3 separate regions of the Homo sapiens genome follow, and regions 1 and 3 are each linked to region 2. The links are chromatin contacts, found by Hi-C in ENCODE. All regions are on one chromosome and are shown on one strand. Each heading gives the region's core, a stretch centred on a gene start or an enhancer-like site at or near the end of the contact. The rest is flanking DNA. Distances are from core to core; before and after follow the strand shown.

What was found. Hi-C counts contacts between places; a loop is a spot of excess contacts on that map. Pooled maps may share reads with other maps.
Region 1: a loop to region 2 is called in a pooled map, with 6 times the contacts of the local background. The contact joins two enhancer-like sites. A Hi-C loop is called at or near these places in 5 of 37 single-sample maps with no recorded cell type and 9 of 50 pooled maps.
Region 3: a pooled map shows a loop between it and region 2 (5-fold over the local background). The contact joins the promoter of PRKX here to the enhancer-like site in region 2. A Hi-C loop is called at or near these places in 3 of 37 single-sample maps with no recorded cell type and 6 of 50 pooled maps.

Annotation. Positions count from the first base shown.
Region 1 is chrX:1,656,303-1,659,002 of GRCh38, reverse strand. No RefSeq gene overlaps it. Among named protein-coding and RNA genes, the nearest start is that of ASMT, 43 kb to the right of the region's middle. RefSeq lists enhancers at 704-1,203, 1,204-1,705. Within about 2 kb of position 1,327, at least 9 of the 41 ENCODE cell types and tissues checked have a DNase peak (open chromatin) inside an H3K27ac peak, as active enhancers do.
Region 2 is chrX:2,709,403-2,712,147 of GRCh38, reverse strand. The region is part of intron 1 of CD99 (CD99 molecule (Xg blood group)); the gene reads right to left. Among named protein-coding and RNA genes, the nearest start is that of CD99, 19 kb to the right of the region's middle. Within about 2 kb of position 1,452, at least 17 of the 41 ENCODE cell types and tissues checked have a DNase peak (open chromatin) inside an H3K27ac peak, as active enhancers do.
Region 3 is chrX:3,712,189-3,715,033 of GRCh38, reverse strand. PRKX (protein kinase cAMP-dependent X-linked catalytic subunit) reads left to right here and starts at 1,385. Exons shown (of 9, transcript NM_005044.5): 1 at 1,385-1,946. The coding sequence starts at 1,781. RefSeq lists enhancers at 1-120, 2,452-2,761 and silencers at 1,082-1,811, 1,832-1,961, 2,002-2,281.

The DNA of each region.
Region 1 (2,700 bases), core at 78-2,577, 1.1 Mb after region 2:
GAGACCATCCTGGCTAACACAGTGAAACCCCGTCTCTACTAAAAATACAAAAAATTAGCCAGGCGTGGTGGCTCATGCCTGTAATCCCAGCACTTTGGGAGGCCGAGGCGGGGAGATCGCGAGGTCAGGAGATCGAGACCATCCTGGCTAACACAGTGAAACCCCGTCTCTACTAAAAATACAAAAAATTAGCCGGGCGTGGTGGCGGGCGCCTGTAGTCCCAGCTATTCGGGAGGCTGAGGCAGGAGAATGGCGTGAACCCGGGAGGCGGAGCTTGCAGTGAGCTGAGATCGCCCCACTGCACTCCAGCCTGGGCGACAGAGTGAGATTCTGTCTCAAAAAAAAAAAAAAAAAGAAAGAAAGAAAGAAAAATAGAAAAACACATCTTTAGAAACTATCACCTGCAAACTGCAAAACAAACAAACAAACAAACAAACAAAAAAGTGTGCTGGGGCTTGGATACCACAACTGACAACCTAAATTATTGAGGTAGCAAACTGCCTAGAAGAGGTAGACATTTGCGGCCCTGAAATCAGGACCCGGCGGTGAGAGACACCGCCTGCGTTGTTTTTACAGTTTTATTAGCCACATCCCTCAGGGAATCTCACCGCAGGTCTCAGGAGCTCTCTCTAATCTTGTTAACCTTCTGCGCCTCTCCTCCCGGAGTACAAACTAATCTTTCTTAATGCAAGAGGACAGGGCAGCTTTGGAAAGGCCGTCACCAGACAGCCAGCGTTCCCCATCCTCACAACTGGACCTTGGAGAGCTTTGGTGTATGGAAACCGGCTCCCCTGGAGGGGGGAGGTGAAACGTTGAAACCCTGACAGACGGTGTCACTGAGCTTAGAGCTCATGTTTCTAGAAAAGGCAACAGATGCAGTGTCTGATGACGAAGCTTAATTTGGGATGTGCTGAGCAGGAATTATTTAAACCAATCCGTTGATGAATTTGTCTTTAAGGAATATGTCCTTTCTCTCGTGAGTCACTCAGGCTCCTGGACACCTGCCTGCCAGCCCTCACTGAATCTCCCCAGAGGCTCTTCATGTCTGCTGCCTGACAATTTTCTCCAGAGTGTACAAAAGCAAAGGAGAGAGCTCCCCTCCCAGACTGCTGGAGGGATGTGGGGACTTACCGCATGGCTGATGCTCTCAGGTTCCAGCCAGACTTAATGTCCTAAAATGCACCCAAGACAGGCAGGCCTGGGTCCAGACGGCCAGCGGGGAGGGCTGCCCGGGCTCGTCTGCAGAGCCCGGAAAAGGAGGAGGAGGTGAACAGAGGAAGGAGGAAGGGTGATGGGGCCTGCAGGGTGTGATATGACGTGAGTTATCACCTCCCTTTGTGCTGCTGCTGTTTCTTACTGTGGGAAAATACCCATCACACACAGTTTGCCATTTTAAAAATTGCACAATGAAGAGACGATTTAGTGCACTGAGCATTTTACACAACCACCGGCCCTAGCTAGTTCCAGAACACCTTCGTAACCCAAAAAAAAACACCCCATACCCATTAAACCGTCACTCCCCAGTCTCCCTGCTCTCAGCCTTAAGCAATCACCCATCTGCTCTCTGACTCTGCAAGCAGTCTTATTCTAGACACTTCATGCAAATGATATTGTGCCATTTTGCACTTTTGTGCCTGGGTGTTTTTTGTTGTGGTGGTGGTGGTGGTTGTTTTGTTGTTTTTGTTTTCACTCCGTTACTTCTACACCAAACTAATACATGATGTATTCAGTCAGAGGCTATCAAGGACTCAAAAGAATACAACCTTTTCTCTTTTTTTTGAGATGGAGTCTCACTCTGTCACCCACGCTGGAGTGCAGTGGCGTGATCTCGGCTCACTGCAACCTCCGCCACCCGGGTTCAAGCGATTCTCCTGCCTCAGCCTCCCGAGTAGCTGGGATTACAGGTAACTGCCACCATGCCCGACTAATTTTTTTTGTATTTTTAGTAGAGATGGGGTTTCACCATGTTGGCCAGGCTGGTCTCAAACTCCCGACCTCAGGCGATCCACCCACCTCGGCCTCCCAAAGTGCTGGGATGACAGGCGTGAGCCACCACACCTGGCCCCCATTTTTATGGTTATTTCTTGATGATATGCTAAACTAGGAGTGGATTATTCATATGGACTCTTTTTAGACCATATACATTGTATTAGTCAGGGTTCCTTAGAGGAATAGAACTAATAGAAGATATATACACACACACGCACACACACACACACATATATATGTATTGTGTGTGTATATATATGTGTGTGTGTATATGTGTGTATATATGTGTGTATGTGTGTATATATGCGTATACACACGTGTATATATGCGTGTACACACGTGTATATATGTGTGTACACACGTGTATATATGCGTGTACACACGTATATATGCGTATACACACGTGTATATATGCGTATATGCACATATGTGTACATGCACATATGTGTGTATACACATGTGCATATACACATATATGTGTATACATGTATATATACACATGTGTGTGTATACACGTGTATATATGTGTGTATATATACACGTGTATATATACACACATATACGTACATATATATGTGTGTGTGCGTGTGTGTGTATCTTCTATTTGTTCTATTCCTCTAAGGAACCCTGACTAATACAATCTATATGGTCTAGAAAGAGTCCACATGAATTATATATATATGAAGGGGAGTTTATTAAGGAGAATTAACT
Region 2 (2,745 bases), core at 203-2,702:
TGGGTCAGACGGTATTTGTCTTTCTGTGCTCGGCTTACTGCACTTAACATCATGTCCTCCAGTTCCATCCATGTTGTTGCAAATGGCAGGACTTCCTTCTTTTTTCTTTTTGAGACAGAGTCTCACTCTGTTGCCCAAGCTGGAGTGCGATGATCTTGGCTCACTACAACCTCCGCCTCCTGGGTTCAAGCAATTCTCCTGCCTCAGCCTCCTGAGTAGCTGGGACTATAGGCGCCCGCCCATCATGCCCAGCTAATTTTTTGTATTTTTACTAGAGACGGGGTTTCACCATGTTGGCCAGGCTGGTCTTGAACTCCTGACCTCAGGTGATCCACCTGCCTCAGCCTCCCAAAGTGCTAGGATGACAGGCATGAGCCACCGCACCCAGCCAACCTCCTTCTTTTTTAAAGCTGAATACCATTCCATTGTGAATATACCCTATTTTCTTTGTTCATTTAATAGCTTTATTGAGGCATAGTTTACATAGCATGAAAGGCACTTATTCTCACTGTGCAAATGAATGGCTTTTAGTGAATGTACAGAGTTGATATAGCACATTTTCTTTCTGCATTCATCCCTTGATGGGCTCTTCCATTGACTGCATGTCTTGGCTACTCCGAATGGTGCTGCAATAAACATGGGAGGGGAGTGTCTCTTTGACATACTGATTTCCTTTCCTTATCCCAAATAAACATATATATATATACACACATACACATACTATATATATATATAATACACACACATACTATATATACACATACTATATACATACATACTGTATATACACATACTATGTATACACACACTACATATATACACACCATATACATACATACTATATATACTATATATACATACTATATATACGAATTATATATTTATACAAATATATATATACACATATATATATTATATATATATAGACTTGCCCTGACTTGCTGGGAATACCCTGAAGGTTTAGAAGTCATCTCTGGGGCCGGGTGCGGTGGCTCACACCTGTAATCTCAGCACTTTGGGAGGCCAAGGTGAGAGGATCACGAGGTCAGGAGTTCGAGACCAGCCCAACCAACATGGTGAAACCCCGTCTCTACTATAAATACAAAAAAATTGGCCAGGCGTGGTGATATGCGCATGTAATCCCAGCTACTCAGGAGGCTGAGGCAGGAAAATCGCTTGAATCCGGGAAGTAGAGGTTGCAGTGAGCAGAGATCATGCCACTGCACTCCAGCCTGGGTGACAGAGGGAGACTCCATCTCAAAAAAAAAAAAAAAAAAAAAGTCATCTCTACATATCTTCATATGTAGATACATTAGTAGAGGGACTGCTAGATCAATTCGTAACTGTTTCAATTTCCTCAAAACTCTCTTCCCCGGAAATGACAGTGCTTCCTTGAAGGCTTACCTTTGTTAGTGCCTCAGCGGTAGACGTGACTTCTAAACCCTATGGGCATTCCCAGCAAGTCAGGGCAAGTCCCCACCCCCTCCACCCCAACAAAGAGATTCCAAGAGTCCATAATGTATTCTTTAGCAAGAAAGACATTCTCTTTAGAAAGGTAGGAAGACTTAATAATAAGCAGACAGAACTGTCAGAATGTTAAAGAAAAAAAAGCAGCAGCAATGACAAAAAAAAACCCCACACGTGAAAGTAAAGTACAGATATTATTTTAAGTGTAACCCTTCTTATTTCTGTAATTTCACCCTCATAAACAGAAGATGATCATAGACACCGTCACTAAAGAAACAAAACAAAGCAACATAGGACAATCCCCTTAAAGTGACTCATCCTTCCCAAGCTTCAGGAAATACTCAGAAACGGCAGTCAAGGGCGTACGAGACTCGGAAGGTTTCTAAGACCAGAGTCTTGTCTTCTCCCACTCCTCGCTCACAGCAGAACCCAGGAAACTCCAGTGTCAGGAGGTGGCCTCCATTCCCCAGGACACCCCACGGCCGGAACACAGTGGTAAAACTAGAACTCTCCTCCCAGGTTCCACCCCACACCCTGCACTCCCATGCCCAGCTGCCTGACACAGAACACGCAATCCTAGCATGAGGACTGCTATATATTTCCACAGAAAGGGCATGTCAGCTGCAAAATCGCAGGGCACAGGGAAAACACAGTATGATCTCGATGCTTCCCTCACATGGGAAATGTCACATGTGGTACACATTTTTTTTTTCAAAGACCCTCCTGGCTTGCTGGGTTTTTGCATCTGTCCCTGGGCCTCAGGGGGGCCATTTGCCCACCCAGGTGTCCCCAAGCTTCCCCCAACCACCTTCGGGTTTAGGTCCATGCTTCTTGCTGGGCACCTCTGCATTCAACAGCTCTTCATGTGCTCTTTGCAACCAAGCCACATTTTGGATTTTTTCCAATGCAGGGCCTGGGTATACGTGTGCATGTCTATGTACATGCATGTGCGTGTCTATGTACATGCATGTGTGTGTCTATGTTCATGCATGTGCGCGTGTGGATGTGCTCATGTGTACATGTGTATTTCATATACGCGTGCTCATGCATTCATGTGGTTTCTGTGTGTGCACGTGTGTGCTCCTGCACGTATGTGTGGGTGTATGGTGTGGGCACACATGTGCATGCATATATGTATTGCACTGCATGTGTGTGCACACGTGTTTTCATGTGCATTGTGAGTGTGCTGAATGCACACCTGTTTGCATGTGTATATGTGCACAAGTGCACTGCATGAATATATATGTGCATTTGTTCATGTGTCTGCGTGTTTGCCTG
Region 3 (2,845 bases), core at 136-2,635, 1.0 Mb before region 2:
AGGTTCAGACTTCCTGACTCCCCCTCCCCGTTAGCTGTGGAAGGATGGCTCGGCCTGGTCCCCCTAAAAATGTGTCCGTTCTGACTTAGAGGCCGCTTTGGCTCTCGGAAAGCCCCCCTGACCTGCGGACTGAGGGACTGGAGACCCCCTCCAATCGCAGAATCGCTGAGATCCCTCAAAACAAAGGCGTTTGCAGTTTGACCCCTTGCTGCTCAAACTGTGGTCGGCGAACCGGCAGCCTGGGCCGCCCTGGTCGCGGGTCAGGGGCGCAGCGTCCAGGCCGTGCCAGGCCCGCAAGTTAAGCACTGTCTGCATTTCCCTGGGGAAAGGGGTGACCAAATATCTAGCTATATTTGCATTTCAAATCCACACGGATATGGGTTTTAAATATAAGTATGTCCAACTATTGCCTGAGCCACACTTAAGCCAGGAAAAAAAAATCTTTGGGGTTTCTGAAATTGAAATGCCTCTGCACAATTCTTTATAGGGTTGTCGCCGGGGTGTTTGAAACAGTGACCAATCAAGTTTCACGCACTACATTTGGTCGGGCGATCTCTCAAATCTGTCTTTCCCTAGTTTTTTAAAGGAATGTTTATTTGTAAAGAATTCTAGATCCACAGGAAGCTGCAAAGAAACGCACAGGGTCGAGCCCGCCCTTCCCCGCCCCTTCCAAGTAGAAATCTAGAATCACCAGAGTCCTACAGCAAAACCAGGACGCTGAACTCATCCCGAAGACCCGGCAGCCCCTCTTGGGGATCCGCCCTCATTCCAAATTCTCTCAGGTCCCAAACAAGCACCCGCAGGAGTACTGAACTTTTTGGGGGGAGGGCAGAGGGGATCTGTATGCAGATTGCCAGCTGAGCAATCCTATTTTCTATGACTTAAAGCCAATCAGAGGCTGGGCGTGGTGGCTTATACCTGTAGTCCCAGCACTTTGGGAGAACGAGGCAGGCGGTTCACTTGTGCTCAGGAGTTCCAGACCAGCCTGGCCAACATGGTGAAACCCTGTCTCTACTGAGAAAATACAAAAATTAGCCGGGCTAATCCGAGCCCCTCTCTTCACCAAACGCCAGTTTCACTTTTTAGTTTTGAACTTCACTTCTGCTGAGCTACGCCCTCCCTGTCCCCGGGCCCCCTCGCCTCCCCATCTTCCGGGCTTGGGTGCAGCGACGCGGGTGGCCCGCCAGTGCGTCCCCGAGGAGAAGTCAGCCTGGGTCCCACCCCAGGGGTGCCCCGGGCGCGGAGGGGGCGTGGGCACCTCCCCAGCGCCGCACGCCCGGGTCTCCGGCTCCTGGGCTGGGTCGGGGCGGGGGCGGAGCGCGCGCGAAGGCGACGCCCCCAGCCCCGCGGCCGGGTTAGGGCGGGGAGAGGCGCGGTCACGCCCAGGCGGCTTCCGCCCGCCCCAACAGCGCGCACGCGGCTACCGAGCTGGAGGAGGCGGCGGGCGCGAGACCCGGAATGCGCAGGGCCCCCGCCTCGCCCCCCCCAGCCCGGGCCGCGGCCCCCGCCTTCCCCGCAGTCGTCCCGCACTCGGTGCCCGCCCCCCGAGGCCGGCGGCTGCTCCCACTCGGGGCCGTTGCTGCTTGTGCCGTGAGCGCCGCCCAGCCATTGTCCCCGTCGCTCCGTCAGCCGCGCCGGACCGCGCACCAGGAGGCGAGAGCGCGCATGGGGAGCCTCTGTTGATGCCGCCGCCGCGCCGCCCTCCGAGGCTGCGTCCCGGGAAGCCCGGCTCCCCGAGCGCTCCGGCCTGGCCCGGTGCCCCGGACCTGAGTGCGTCCCCATGGAGGCGCCCGGGCTGGCCCAGGCGGCCGCGGCGGAGAGCGACTCCCGCAAGGTGGCGGAGGAGACCCCCGACGGGGCGCCCGCGCTCTGCCCCAGCCCTGAGGCGCTGTCGCCGGAGCCGCCTGTGTACAGCCTGCAGGACTTTGACACGCTGGCCACCGTGGGTGAGTGAGTGCGGGCGGGGACTCGGCCCACAGGGGCGCGCGGCGTGGCCGGGACGTTGTAGTAGGACAAAGGGCCCTGGGTGCCGACCTCCTGGGGAGGGCCCTGACCCGCTACTTCGGCTCGGAGTCCCCGTGCGGGGCTGCACCTGCGCCCCGGGTCTTCCCGGGTGGAGCGCACTCCCCAGCCCCCCAGCCCAGGCAAGTACCCCCGACCGGCCGGGTGCCTAACCTGAAATGCCGACGGCTCCTCTCGGAGACCACCCTCCACCCCCAGCACACACAGCACTCTGGGGCCTGGGCCGTCCGACGTCACAAAACCTCCTGCGGGTCACCTCGCCTGGGGGACCTCGTGCTCCCTCCCTGGCAGCGGCCCCAGGGACACTGGCGCGGGGTGCGAAGACCCCTGCAGGCCTCCCCTAGGCCAGCCTCCCTGTGTGCCCAGAGGCAGGGAATGTACAGATTTCTCCAGGGGCTGCAGGAGCAGCTGGGCTGTGGGGGACAGGTGTCCCGGGGCGCTGTGGGGACGAGGACGGCAGCGCTGGGGACGGATCCTAACATGTCCTGACACCGCCTGTGCTCTTCGTCTTGTGCCTCTGAAATGGGTAATTCTTGTATCGGACGCTTTATCCGTTTCCTTTGTCCTCTGTCTTTGAACTTAACCCCGAATGGGCAGCTTGACAGAGAGGTTTCGAGTTCTCGGTGCTCTTGCATCCGGACACGCGCTGCTTTATGGAGCAGCCCTGAGTGGGTCAGAATATCCCAACTGAACGTGGGCGCTGGATTTAAACAGTTGTCATCGGCCCGCCTGTGCCACTTAGGGACTCCGTATGGCTAAGTGGGGTGTTGGCTGTCAAGAAAATAAATGGGAGAGTAGAGGGGGCTGTCCTGGGTGTGTTGGT